2 separate regions of the Homo sapiens genome follow, and region 2 is linked to region 1. Evidence: chromatin contacts called from ENCODE Hi-C or POLR2A ChIA-PET data. All regions are on one chromosome and are shown on one strand. Each heading gives the region's core, a stretch centred on a gene start or an enhancer-like site at or near the end of the contact. The rest is flanking DNA. Distances are from core to core; before and after follow the strand shown. Region 1 overlaps CYSTM1 (cysteine rich transmembrane module containing 1). Region 2 overlaps PFDN1 (prefoldin subunit 1).

Evidence for each region. A loop is a pair of places that touch in the nucleus more often than their neighbours do. ChIA-PET counts read pairs that join two places held with the same protein, here RNA polymerase II (POLR2A). Pooled maps may share reads with other maps.
Region 2: a map of OCI-LY7 shows a loop between it and region 1 (4-fold over the local background). The contact joins two enhancer-like sites. A Hi-C loop is called at or near these places in 27 of 168 maps with a recorded cell type or tissue (B cell, CD14-positive monocyte, CD4-positive, alpha-beta memory T cell and 17 more), 8 of 37 single-sample maps with no recorded cell type and 22 of 50 pooled maps. POLR2A ChIA-PET finds 5 or more read pairs at or near these places in 16 of 52 experiments (A673, BJ, GM12878 and 12 more).

What each region holds. Positions count from the first base shown.
Region 1 is chr5:140,242,681-140,250,041 of GRCh38, reverse strand. It overlaps CYSTM1 (cysteine rich transmembrane module containing 1), which reads right to left. Exons shown (of 3, transcript NM_032412.4): 3 at 6,253-6,737. The coding sequence ends at 6,631. PFDN1 (prefoldin subunit 1) reads left to right here. Exons shown (of 4, transcript NM_002622.5): 4 at 3,985-5,007. The coding sequence ends at 4,068. Among named protein-coding and RNA genes, the nearest start is that of PFDN1, 57 kb to the left of the region's middle. Within about 2 kb of position 6,006, at least 16 of the 41 ENCODE cell types and tissues checked have a DNase peak (open chromatin) inside an H3K27ac peak, as active enhancers do; they include B cell, CD14-positive monocyte and OCI-LY7, where a contact is called at or near this core.
Region 2 is chr5:140,283,549-140,290,531 of GRCh38, reverse strand. The region is part of intron 2 of PFDN1 (prefoldin subunit 1); the gene reads left to right. Among named protein-coding and RNA genes, the nearest start is that of PFDN1, 16 kb to the left of the region's middle. Within about 2 kb of position 5,676, at least 4 of the 41 ENCODE cell types and tissues checked have a DNase peak (open chromatin) inside an H3K27ac peak, as active enhancers do; they include B cell, CD14-positive monocyte and OCI-LY7, where a contact is called at or near this core.

The DNA.
Region 1 (7,361 bases), core at 4,757-7,256:
CAAGAGCACAGCACCGCACTGGAAATGAAGGATGCCCCTGCTGTGGTGTGCATAGGGTTTCTTTGCCCCCTGGCAGGTCTCATGTTGAAATTTGGTACCCCCAGACCCCCCCAACCCCCGCAAAAAAATTTGATCCCCAGTGTTGAAGGTGGGGCCTGGTGGGAGATGTTTGGATTATGGGGGCGGGTTTCTTGTGTATGGCTTGGTACCATTCTCATGGGAGTGAGTTCTCATGCTTTGTTTCTTCACTGACTGGCTGTTGAAAAGAGCCTGGCACCTCCTCTCTCATTTCCTCTCTGGCCACATGATTTCTGTACAGGTGGCTCCCCTTCGCCTTCCACCACGAATGCAAGCAGCCAGAAACCCTCTCCAGAAGCAGATGCTGCACCATGCTTGTATAGCCTGCAGACCTGTGGGCCAAACAAACCTCTTTTCTTCATAAATTACCCAGCCTCAGGTATTCCTTTAGAGCAACACAAACAGACTAAGACACCCGTGGAGACAGAGGCCTCCCAAGGTTCTTCTGCACTCACAGGACCAATCCTGCCACGCCTCTGACCATACTGAATTGCAGAGGCCTGGGTAACTGCCCTTAAAACTTTATAAGCTAGGATCATACTTATCCCCAAATAATTGTGGTAGAATTGGTGTCTGGGGGCATCCCTCATTTCAGGTATTGTGTTGGTTTTCTACTTGGTTTTCTACTTGTATTTGAAGCTACCACGAATTGGTCTTCACAGCATCTTGTTTGGACACTAATGATTGGATTCAGGGCCCACCCTAATATAATATGATCTCATCTTAACTTAGTTACATCTGCAAAGATCCTCTTTCCAAATTACCAGAGATTAGAACTTCAGCATATCTTTTTGTCAAATTCAGTTCAACCCACAACAGGTGCCTTGTTCTGGGTTTGATTATGATGAGAGTCTTCTGGGCTTAAATATGCTTGGGGACTGAGACAGGAATTATTGAAATACAGTTAGAAAGGTCCACTATGTTAGGGATGTCCTGTCCTGTTGGAATTTTTTCTTTTAAGAAATGTCTACTACGTTTATTTAAACTAATTAAAAATTTAAAGATGAAGGCAGTATCGTGGCACATGCCTCTAAGGCAAGAGGATTGCTGGAGCCCAGGAGTTTGAGGCCAGCCTGGGCAATATAACAAGACCCCATTTCTAGAAACAAAACAAAAATATAGATAGATATGTTAATTTGCATCATTGTTTGGAAACCTGAAGACTTTAGGATATGCAGTGGTAAAATTCATCAAAGTGTTAGAAAGCAGAGATTTTACAGAAGAAGGAATTTTTAAAGCTGAGAGGTATAGCCTGAGTTTGGCTGGGGAGTCTGGGTGGGAGGGCAGAAGAGCTCTTGCTGATGTTCCAAGTTGATGGTTTTGCCAGCTGTGGCAGCAAGTTGGCAGAGATTGAATGCAACAGACCAGAGTCCCTGGGCCCTGGCGGACTTTTGTAGGAGGAGAAGTGGGCTTATTCCATTCGCCTTTCCCCTGCATTCACATGGGGTCCACAGGGTGCCCAGGTGGTGTATGGCACCGAGCTATTGCTCCCCTCTTTGTGACACCCAGTGGACATACATTCTTTAGTGTGTGTCAGGGCTTACTAGTATTTGCCTTTTTTCAGCTCACCACAGTTAAAGTCTAAGAGTTGTTTATCGGCCTGGCACGGTGGCTCACCCCTGTAATCCCAACACTTTGGGAGGCCGAGGCGGGCAGATCACGAGGTCAGGAGTTTGAGACCAGCTTGGCTAACACAGTGAAACCCCATCTCTACTAAAAATAGAAAAAATTAGCCAGCGTGGTGGTGTGTGCCTGTAATCCCAACTACTTGGGAGGCTGAGGCGGGAGAATCGTGTGAACCCGGGAGGCGGAGGTTGCAGTGAGCCGAGATGGCGCCATTGCACTCCAGCCTGGGCAACAGTGCGAGATTCCGTCTCAAAAAAAAAAAAAAGAGTTGTTTATCAAAGGAAGTTTAAATTCCCACTCTGATATCACAGTGATAGGACTGTATTTGGTTTAGCAATGTAATTAAAATTCCTTAGCAGCAGTATGCATTTGCAGGCATTGGATTGAATGGTTATCATGGTCACCATGAGTTGGAGTTTTGCTCTTGTTGCCCAGGCTGGAGTGCGATGGCATGGCCTTGGCTCACTGCAGCCTCCGCCTCCTGGGTTCAAGTGATTCTCCTGCCTCAGCCCCTAAGTAGCTGGGATTACAGGTGCCCCCACCACACCTGTCTAATTTTTTTGTAGAGACAGGGTTTTGCCATGTTGGCCAGGCTGGTCTTAAACTCCTGGCCTCAGGTGATCTGCCCGCCTTGGCCTCCCAAAGTGTTGGGATTATAGGCATGAGCCACTGTGTCTGGCCATGAGTTTTTATGGAGCTCCTGTTGTGTTCCAAGGAATTCTCTGCAACTTAGGACAGATGGGAGATGAGTAAAGAGGGTTCTTTCTAGCCTTAAGGAAATTTGAAGCAAGGAGAGGACAGACAGGAATCAGAGGTTCACGGAAGAACTGATAAAGATTTGTGTATGCCACATTTGGCTTCTGTAGGAAAAAGCCTCTATATGTATCATTTAATAAATAGCTAAGCGCGGTGGCTCACGCCTGTAATGCCAGCACTTTGGGAGACCGAGGAGGGAGGATCGCTTGGGTCCAGGAGTTTGAGATCAGCCTGGGCAATACAAAAAATAAAAAATTGAAGTTTCTCATTTCTACAAAAAAAAAAAAAAAATTAGCCGGGCATGGTGGTACACATCTATAGTCCCAGTGCACCTAGAGTCCCAGCTACTTGGGCTGAGGTGGGAGGTAGAGGCTACAGTGAACCGTGATTGCACCATTGCACTCTGAGCTGAGACCTTGTCTCAAAAATAAATAAAACATACAAACAACTAATTAATTGGACAGAGAGCTCACTTGTCCTCTGCCCTAAACTCTCCCTGCTTCCCTGAGTCCTGTGGGCACTTTAATGGGTGGAACAGAATCAACAGGTGCTTGGGTGAAGGGGGTGGAGGTGAGAGAAGGGCCTGGGCTGCCTGGTGACTGTATTACTGGTTCCAGTGTGGCTCAGTCACATATGCCCTGGGAGGTGATAATTTTGAGTATTCCCTCAGGACATGAATAGTATTCCTCTAAAACGGAGGCTTCATTTCATGTCTGTTAACTGGGAATACAGCCACAACTATGTCCTCGGGGCAAGGACCACTGGTAAAACCACCATACTTCTGGGGTGAGCACAGGGCAAATAATGTACAGACATCATTTCCTTTGACTAATCTTTGAAATCTTGGCTCCTGAAAGTAGTGAAAGTTCTTTGTCTAAGCCGAGATTTTTAATTTAGGACCCAGATGGAGTAGAAGGTAAGCCTCCAAAAGGTCTGCTTTCCTCAGTGTTTTAGTGTCCCAGATTCCTGGCAGGCAGCAGTCTCATTAGAAAAGCAGATTGCCTTCTGACTCACCCACTCAGTGCGATGCGAGACAGCCCCACAGCCCTCACAGCAGCCCATATTCCTGCTGGACAGGGCAGAGCGTGCACCATCCATTTTATAGCTGCAGTGGCTACAGACGCCTGGCCCAGGCCATGGAAAACCTTGAGAGGAGATAGTCTGTTACGGACAGGAGCTTTGTCCTGGAATTTCCTGGCCTTTGTCTGTCTGGGATAACTTCATGTACTGAGACGCCTGTTTTTTAGAGTCTTCTTCCTTCTGGGGGAAGAGTGCTACTGCCTGTCCTCCACAGAGCACTTTTGCTTCTACCAAAGCCATCTTCTCCCTGCTGCCTGCCCGTGATCACCCATGGTTCGGAGGTGAGGGGAGCACTGTGGGCAGGTGTGTGTACCTGGCTTGCAGTATACTCCTGAAAGTTGCCTGTCACAAAGGAAAAGCCATAACCATTGGACATCAAAGCTGTGTCTTCCAGCCCGGCCCATTCACTCTGGTCCTAACCTTTGTCTGTCTCTCATATTGCAGCAGAAAAAGTCCTACCTGGAGCGAAGCGTTAAGGAAGCTGAGGACAACATCCGGGAGATGCTGATGGCACGAAGGGCCCAGTAGGGAGCCTCTCTGGGAAGCTCTTCCTCCTGCCCCTCCCATTCCTGGTGGGGGCAGAGGAGTGTCTGCAGGGAAACAGCTTCTCCTCTGCCCCGATGGATGCTTTATTTGGATGGCCTGGCAACATCACATTTTCTGCATCACCCTGAGCCCCATTTGCTTCCCAGCCCTGGAGTTTTTACCCGGCTTTGCCTGCCACCTCTGCCCAGGACACTCTTCCCTCTCGGGATGTGTGATGAACTCCCAGGAGAGGGAAGATGGGAGCCAGGGCAAGATAGGAAGCTCTGCCTGAGCTTTCCACTAGGCACGCCAGCCAGACCAATAAAAAGCGTCTGTCCCACTCTGCTAAGCCTGGTTTTCTTGAGCAGAGGGATGGAACAGAGGGTGAGAGAGGCAGTGGCCGTCTCCACCTCAGCTCCTGCTCCCTCTGCATCAGAGCCCTTCCTTTCTTGGGGGATGGGCCTTGCCCTCTTCTCTTTTCCCTTCCTGTACCTTTGACTAACGCTCAGCTTCCGGGCCTGCATGCAGTAGACAGAAGAGGAAGAAAGAACAGATGTTCACAGCTGAATCTCAGTGAACAGAATAGCAGTCCCTGGATGGCAGTCTGCCTAAAGATTCCTTTCCCTGCCTTCTCCCATACATTCCAAAAGGAAGTTCAACAGTAAGCAGCACCTCCAAGACTGTCTCCTTTTGGCCAATATCATAAGATGGACGCCATAATCCTGAGGCCTCCTAGAGGCTGAGGGGGCAACGGTGTGATCCAGCTGGCTCATCCCAGCCCAGGTGGGCCAATTATTCAATTTTCAAGAATTTTGTTGCAAGCCAGTTGTCAAACACAGCCATTATAATTATGTAAATTTGCAAATTATGTTAAAAACAAGGACAATAAATATTCAAAATGCATCCCTAATTACTACATTTGACCACGATCTGTGCTCTATCTGTGCACTGACTGTGATCTGTGAGGTTGGCTCTGTTGTGTCTGGGTGGTAGAAATCCCACATGATGTCAGGTCCTGTGCTGCCCTTCCCAGCTCCAGTCAGTGACATCACATTGGTAACTTGAAATCAGCCATGGCATGGTGAGAACACGTACACCACAGAAATAAGACACAGGACATCAGAAATAAGACACAGGACATGCAACAAAACATGGCTTTTTTTTTTTTTTTAAAGAGAGCACCGGTAAACATTTATCAGCACGTCCACTGCTTCGGAGGGAAGGCAGAGTCGGCAGGGAGCTAGCTGTCAGCTGCGGCTTCTCGGGCTGGCTGGGCTGGGCGGGCCAGCTGATGGAGGAAAATCGGACTTGCTGCTATGGCAGCCTGGCGCCACCCTGTGGCCAAATATGAGATGAGTGGCACGGCTGACGAGCTGGGGTGAGGGGTGAGGGGACATCCAGAAGGGAAAACTTCAGCCAGGAGCGGTGGCTCACGCCTGTAATCCCAGCATTTTGGGAGGCCGAGGCGGGCAGATCAACTGAGGTTGGGAGTTCGCAACCAGACTGACCAACATGGAGAAACCCTGTCTCTACTAAAAATACAAAATTAGCCCGGCCTGGTGGTACATGCCTGTAATCCCAGCTACTCAGGAGGCTGAGGCAGGAGAATTGCTTGAACCCAGGAGGGGGAGGTTGTGGTGAGCCGAGATCACGCCATTGTCCTCCAGCCTGGGCAACAAGAGTGAAACTCCATCATCTCAAAAAAAAAAAAAAAAAAAAAAAAAAGGAAAACCTCTTGGCTGGCCCCATGTAATTGTAGGTTCCTGGGTTTCCAGGGAGCAGGCCTGGAAGCCACTCCAGGGGCAGCCCCTGGTTACCAAAAGGCCCTTTCCTAGGCTCTGGGTAAAGGCAGGTGCAAGATGTGGCAAATGCTCCTCCCTGAGCCTATCTCTGAGTGGGACTACGGGGAGAGTAGCTTGGCCGGGAGCCCATGACCCAGCTGGAGAACACCTGGCCCTCAGAACTGGCCGCCTTTGTAGCACCCTCACTGTTTGCATCACCACCAGAATAAAAAGGTAGATTGGCTGCTGGTCATACATTGGATGGTGGCCACTAGCTGAGATAGATACCCACATTTTATAAGCCTCAGTGAGCAGATGAGTAGTTAGTTAGACATGGTAACAGTCCAGGAGACAAGCACAGACTCCAGGTAGCTTAGCTTAGGCCTGGAATCATTTAGACAGACAGTTGAGCTTTGGACAAATTTATTGAAACATACAGGCGGCTGTTAGCAGAGAAATCATTCCATGATTGATGTGTTACATTTGGCCACTACCTTGAATGTATAATTTAAAAATTATATTTTTCACAACTAAGCCTTTGGCCAAAAAAGTCATTTAGCACATCTTTAAAGATCAATAAGAAATGGATTTTGGACATTAAAAAGATCAAGTCACTGAATTAAACAGTAGCAACCCCCATTAATCTAGAATCCCATAGTGCTGAAGGTAGAGGTGTCTGTGCAAAGCTAGTCATTTGTTAACAGCAATCAGAAGAGATGGGGGCAGGCACACCTGTCAGAGGTGGCAGCAGAGCTGGCAGGACAGGACGGCTGGGCTGGTCTGGTCAGGTGAGCATGTCCCAGAGACAGCAGCAACAGAGAGCCGTCCAGCAGGCTGTGAGGCAGGTGGATGGTCCTAGCTCATCTCTTCTTTGGTCTTCTACCACATACACTGGAGGGAGAAGAGGGAAGAGGGTGAGAATGGACTGGTGCAAACCCCAGGCCCTGCAAAGTTAGCCTCCCAGGACCACAGGAAGGCTACACCAGGGGAAAACTATTGAGCAGACTGGTGAAACCGTGTTCCTGCCATTGCTGCTGCTGAATGGAAGGAGGGTGGCTCAGCTCAGCTGCTTTCTCCCTCCTGCCACTCCAGACTCAGGACGCCCTCACCCTCACAGGGACAAGTACTAGAGAACTTGCAGAATGGCCCCATGCCAAGGCAACCAGAGTTGGCCAACCCTACTTGGTTTGTAAACCAGGTAGCATGTCTTCCCCCCTGGAGGGGAACTGGGGGTCATTTCTTGGGATACAGCTGACCCATCACCCAAGAATAACAGAGGAAAGGGAATTAAAATCTCCTTTTAAAGGGGGGCTTTAAACCCTTAAAGAATAATCAAGAGCCCTGGTTTTTCATTCCTGGGCAATACACAATTTCAGAATGTGCCCCCAACCTCTATACCTTGACATAAACGATGAAGGAAGGCAGGGATGAAAACCTGGCTGAGTGGGATGGGGCGGCTGGAGCCTGTGTGGTGTCTTCCTGAGCCTAGCATGCTCACTTTTCCTCCAAATGGAG
Region 2 (6,983 bases), core at 4,427-6,926, 41 kb before region 1:
ATGCTTCTGAGATTTACTCATGTCATATAGGTCAGGCCTCCTCAGGGGCCGTATGCTGGGCTTCATTTCGACTTATTTCGGTACGCTGGCCCTGCCCTTCTCCCTGTGTTTGCTAGCTTTGTCATCAGCTTGGCTACAGGAATTCCAGGGATTTTATTGAGGCATGACAACAACCAGAGTGAGAAAGTGCCATGTTTTCTGGTGTCACCTTCATGGGAGCACCTTTCCAGAAGTCTTCTAATGGTCTCCCACTTATATTTCATGACAGAAACTGAGTCACATGCTTAGGCTTAAATCTTGGGGGATGCAACTGCAATGATTGGGTAAGGCCAATCAAGATTCAGCCTAGAACTCAATTCTCTGATTTACTTGGGAAAATAGAGAGTACCGAAACAAAATTGGGGCTCAATCAACAAAGAAAAGGAAATGGATATGGGATAAACAATAATGTCTGCCAAAGTCATCAACAGTCATTATAGTGATCAATAACTGAGGGCTAGCTATATGAAAACCGTTGATATATTTAGGATGAATTAGGCAGAGTTTAGTCTGGGAGCATAGGCAGGCAGGAAGCTATTCAGGAGGTTAGTAATAAGAGCATAAATTAAGGTGGTGGAAGTGGAATAGTGAGGTGAAGGGTCAGTATGAGAGAAAGTGATAAATTAGAAATATAAGGAGGATATCTGCCGTTTTGGGACTTGCATGTGGTGATATTGATGGAAGCTGAAGTCGAGATGGTGAAACTACTTATAGGGAATGTTGGTATGGGTTGATAAAATGAGTTTAATTTGGGCCATGTTGAATTTGAGGTGATATGGAACATACAAGTAGAAGTGATCATAGATGCTGAACATGCATGGTGCAGGTGATAGTGGTTGATATTATTTTGAGGGTTATTAGCTAAGTTGAGGCCTTGAAAATAAATGAGTTCTCCTAGGGACTTTGGGTAGAGATTGTTTAGCAGAGAGCCTTGCATAGTGCTTGTAGTATGGGCACTGGAGAAGAAAGAGGAAGGAGGGATTTATGGATACAGTAGTTAATGAGGGAAACATGGATAGCATAGTACAGAGATGAAGCAGCAGCATCCCTCAGAGTTAGATTTGAGCATACAGTGATCTGTAGATTGCTTTTGTCTAGGTATGACAGGGTCTAGGTGCTGTATGTCTGTTATAATCTAGTACTACATTATTTATTTTGTTGCTCAAATAATTCTGCTTTGACCATTGGGAGCTCTTTGAGATTTACTCCTTTTTTTTTTTTTCCTTCTCCCAGTCTAGAAATGCAGTAGTGTGATTGTGGCTTACTGCACCCTTGACCTCCTGGGCTCAAGCAGTTCTCTACCTCAGCCTCCCAAATAGTTGGGATTACAGGCATGTGCCACCAAACCCAGCTAATTTAAAAATTTTTTTGTATAGATGGGAGTTTGTCATGTTGCCCATGCTGGTCTTGAACTCCTGGACTCAAGTGATCCCCTCACCTCAGCCTCCCAAAGTGCTGGGATTACAGGCGTGAGCCACTGTGCCTGGCAACTATTATTATTATTTTTTGAGACAGAGTCTCCCTCTGTCGCCTAGGCTGGAGTGCAGTGGTGTGATCTCGGCTCACTGCAAACTCCGCCTTCTGGGTTCAAGCAATTCTTTGCCTCAGCCTCCCGAGTACCTGGAACTACAGGTACCCGCCACCATGTCTGGCTCATTTTTTTTATTTTTAGTAGAGACGGAGTTTTGTCATGTTGTCCAGGCTGGTGTCGAACTACAGACCTCAGGTGATCTGCCCGCCTTGGCCTCCCCAAGTGCTGGGATTACAGGCATGAGCCACCGTGCACGGCCAGCAACTTTATTTTTTTATAGTAGTTTTAGTAGTACGGAAAAATTGAGCAGAAAGAACAGCAAGCTCTCACTCCCTTTCCACTCTCTCCCACACTGTTTCTTCTCTTATTAACATCTGGCATTAGTGTGGTACATTTGTTACAATTGATGAAAACATATTGATAAATTATTGTTAACTAAGATCCATAGTTTACATTAGGGGTCACTCTTTGTGTTATCATACAGTATAGTTTCACTGTCCCCCAAATTCCTTGTGCTCCACCTGTTCTTCTCTTCTTCCCCTTCCTTCCCCACTGTCTTCCCTGGTGACCACTGACCTTTTTACTGTTTCTATATATAGTTTTGCGTTTTCTGAAATCTCATATAGTTGGAATGATGCAATATATAGCCTTTCATACTATACTGGTTTCTTCGACTTAGCAATATGCATTTAAGGCTCCTCTGTGTCTTTGTGACTTGATACCTCATTTCGTTTTGTCGTCGAATAATATTCTATTGTATGGATGTACTGACAGTTTATCCATTCACTTATTGAAGAATATTTTGGTTGGTTCCAAGTTTTGGCGGTTACAAATGAAGCAGCTGTAAACATTTGCACATGTGCATGGAAGTTTTCAACTCATTTGGATAATGGACTGCATTTGATTGATCATCTGTTAAGCTTTGTAAGAAGCTGCCAAACTGTCTTCCAAAGTGGGCTGTACCATTTTTGCATTCCCACCATCAGTGGATGAGAGTTTCTGTTGCTTCACAGCTTCATCGGCATATGGTGTTCTCAGTGTTTGGGATTTTATCCATTATACTAGGTGTGTGGCAGTATCTCATAATTTTATTTTATAGTTCCCTAATAACATATGATGTTGAATATCTTTTCACTTGCTTATTTGCCATCTGTGTTATCTTTGGTGAGGTGTCTGTCAGATCTTTTGCCTGTTTTAAATATGGTCGTTTGTTTTCTTATTGTTGAATTTTAAGAGTTCTTTGCATAATTTAGATGCAAATCCTTTATCAGATATGTGTTTTGCAAATATTTTCTTCCATCTGTGGCTTGTCTTTTCTTTAGCTTTTTGTTTTTACTGTACTTCCTGACCTTCTCATACTGCAGTATGCTCCAGGTTCATCTTGTATTTTCCCTGCCGAGCCCTATAGTTAGTCATTTTTCCAAGAAGCTGTGGTTCCTGATTCCTTTTATTGGAGAGTGGTTATTTAGAAATCTATATCTGGTCACTGGGTTTATTTGTTACTACTGAGGTGTTACCGTTTCTAGGCCCTCTGGTGACTAGCAATAGATAATATGTGTATATATGCTACTAATTCATGTGTATGTACATATCTACAGTTGTTTCTGTGTCTGTTCATCACTGTACACATACTAAGCTGATTGTGAGTTTATACTGATATCTCCGACTCTTCGATACCACAGGGTTCATTTTAGCCTTCCTTTCTTGCGTATCTGTAACTTCTCTCTCATATGAGAAACCCGGCTCCTACCATCCAGTGTCCATTTACTTATTTATTTATCCCCATACACATATAAAGCAATTTCAGAATTGTTTGCCTGTATCTCCTGTGAGAAACAAATTTAACCAACTAGTTAATCCAAGGTTGATTGGATTATTTGTATACATATATTCACATACACACATATTTATAATAACTTACATTAGAGCCACTATAATATGGTACGAAAAAGACCGAGTGTTCTAATCTAATACATACAAGCTGGGCAAGGTATTTAACCTGACTAGGTCTTATTTTTGTACTTGGTAATTTTTTACATACTTAGAAAACTTTGGCCGGGCATGGTGGCTCACTCCTATATATAATCCCAGCTCTTTGGGAGGCTGAGGCGGTTGGATCCCCTGAGGTCAGGAGTTCGAGACTAGCCTGGACAACATGGTAAACTCCTATCACTACTAAAATACAAAAATTAACTGGGTGTGGTGGCAGGCACCCATAATCCTAGCTACTCCAGAGGCTGAGGCACGAGAATTGCTTGAACCCTGGAGGCGTAGTTTGCAGTGAGCTGAGGTGGCATCACTGTACTCCAGCCTGGGCAACAGAGCAAGACTGTCTCCCCCGCCCCCCCCCCCCCCCCCCCCCCCGCAAAAAAAATTGAGGATTCAAGAGGAAACATTTTTCGAGCAATGAATTTTAAAAAGCTCTCTCTTTCTTTTCCAGTCCCATTTCATCTTTGTGTAAATCCTTTTTTATTTTACATATTTTTTCATCTTGAAAATGGAATGACATGCTGATTTTTCTTTTTTCTTTTCTTTTTTTTTTTTTTTTTTGAGACAGAGTCTCACTCTGTCACCCAGGCTGGAGTGCAATGGTACGATCTTGGCTCACTGCAACCTCCGTCTCATGGGTTCAAGTGATTTTCCTGTCTCAGCCTCTCGAGTAGCTGGGATTACAGGCACCCGCCACCACACCGGCTAATTTTTTTGTATTTTTAGTAGAGATGGGGTTTCACCATGTTGGCCAGGCGGGTCTCTAACTCCTGAACTCAAGTGACCCACCCACCTCGGCCTCCTAAAGTGCAGGGATTGCAGGTGTGAACCACCACGCCTGGCTGACGTGCTAATTTTTTAAACTTGAGTTTTTACTTACTTACTAACTTACTATATTGACATCTTTACATGTCAATAAAAAAAATATTTTTTTTTAAATTTCGGTTTGGTTTTTTATTTAATTAGTCATTCTTTTTTAAAAAAATTTATTTATTTTTTAGACATGGGGCATTGCTATGTTGCCTGGGCTGGACTTGAACTCTTGGATTTAAGCAATCCTCACACCTCAGCTTTCTGAGTAGCTAGGACTACAGGTGCATGCCATTATGCCTGGCTGCCCCCTTGGTTTTATCTCCTGTTTTGTATCCTATTTCTGTGCCAGTGTGGATACTTAAGGTCTCCAGGATTCAGCATAAACTCTCAGGATGAAAGCCAATTTACTGCTGTCTTACATTCCTGAATTCCCAGTTTCACTTCACTTTGGACCTTTGTGGAATCCTTCCTTTTGTGTTAGTTCAACAAAATGTTAAAAAAAAATTTTTTTTTCCTTTGTTTCTAATCAGGAGTGTTCAGGGTATCTACTCTTCATTATGCCAATAACAGAAGTCTGTAACTCACTGAGCAGTCCACAATGTGGATGTGCCATAAAGTTTTAATCACTTCCTTACTAAGGAAGTGATTAAAGTAAGAAATAAATTCAATTTAAAAAAATTTTAAAAAAAGAAGTTCAATTTATTTCTACTTGCTTCCACGCTAAAAATTACGACGTAAAAATTCAGTAACTTTCCTCACCAGTGGAGTTAGGCAAAGAAGCAAGATAGGCTCATTCTTTTTTTTTTTTTTTTGAGATGGAGTCTCGCTCTGTTGCCCAGGCTGGAGTGCAGTGGCGCGATCTCGGCTCACTGCAAACTCCACCTCCCGGGTTCACGCCATTCTCCTGAAGATAGGCTCATTCTTATGTCTTTTCTATGCTGCTTAATTTGTGAATACCCTGAAACCTAAATGCTAATAGGATACGTTTTTAGACACCCTCTAAAAATTTCCCACCCAAAGTGAACTCGTCATAAGCATTTTGTTGTTTCTGAATAGCATATGTCTAGGTGACCATACTTTGGAAATTGTGTCCAAAATGCAGCAGTGCAAGTGATCTGGGATTGTGTTTTGGGCAGGTGAACAATGGTTTTGATTCATACTGAGTTATAAGAAAGTGGAAGTTGTACCAAACTGCAGGATGATTTAGAAAACGGAGTCTGATGTTTCTCAAATAATCAAAACCGAAAGTCTCAGAATTATGTTTTCAGATGGCATAATTACAAATAAATGAGGAAGTGAAATAGCAGGTTACAAGTCCTTGAGAGTGGACAGTGCAGAGGCACGTGGCACTGATTTCCAGGTCAAAGAAGAGGCCTTTTGCAAAGCATCAACTCGAATTCAGGTTATATAATCCTGAGTATTTTAAGCATGTTATCTGCATATTATTTGTCATGAGAGAATACTTTCCCTCTTCATGGTTTATTTTTCCTTATTGGTACATTTTGAACTCCAGAATTCTTTATTTACTATTTGGCTTTCCATAAACAATCAGGCAGAATGACTATGAGATTCTCTACATTGAGCAACTGTGTACATAATATTTGCTTATGATAAGACTTATATTATCATGATAAATCCTTTCTCTTCACATAGTATCTGATAATCCAATGCCCTTTTAAACAATAAGAAAGATGTTTTCCAAAGACTTTTTTTCAGAAATCAGATGTTTCTTGGAGCCTTTTCCAGTCTTCATACAATATATCTTTGCCATTTTTTAAATTGAGGACTAAACCAAACTTTCCATAAGTTTTTGTGTTTGAATTTTTACTGTGTAACTACTCTTTGAGGTAGACATTTGCATTTACCCAACATTCATCCTTGTTAAAACTTGCGTGGCTGAGATGTCCTTAGGTTTGTAGTAGTAAGTTGGCCAGCTTCGGTGGAATCTCTCTGGCCTTTGAAGTTGGCACAGTCCAGTATAGCTACCTCAAAGGATATGTGGTCATGGAAAAACGTGTTTTTGTTGTTGAGTGTTCTTGCTTTCTAGTAATTTTATTTTCTGCTCAAGAGATTTAGTATCTGTTCAGATACTTTATTTTTAAAGGCCACATAAGTAATGACTTGACCTCTAATCTTAGCTTTGAAATTTTCCCAGACACTAATAAAGATGATGTCTGATGACCTTTTATTTGAGAATAGTACTCATTGGCCAGCTATCAGTGCTACTTAAAAATGTATATTTTACTCAAAAAATTATTTCCATGGCTAAAAGACTTTCTCAGTAAAATCACACATGTCATGACATAATTTGGTGACTCTTGCACCTTGTTTTAGAATAGTTTTTACATAACATTACTGAGACTTAGTACTGTTCAAAACAACTCTTCTCTTCAAATACAAATATGAGTTAGTTCTGAGAAAAATATTCTGTAAACCATAATCTTATCTGAAATAGCACCCATCTCTTGGATCCAGTAAGAATATTTTAGACATGAAGGGTTCTATAGTAAAAGACCTGGAATTAATCCTTGTTTTGCATGAATGTGGGCTCTCTTTCCTGTAAATATACAGTAAGGTTTTACAAAGAATCAAGTTACTACTGAAGACTAAG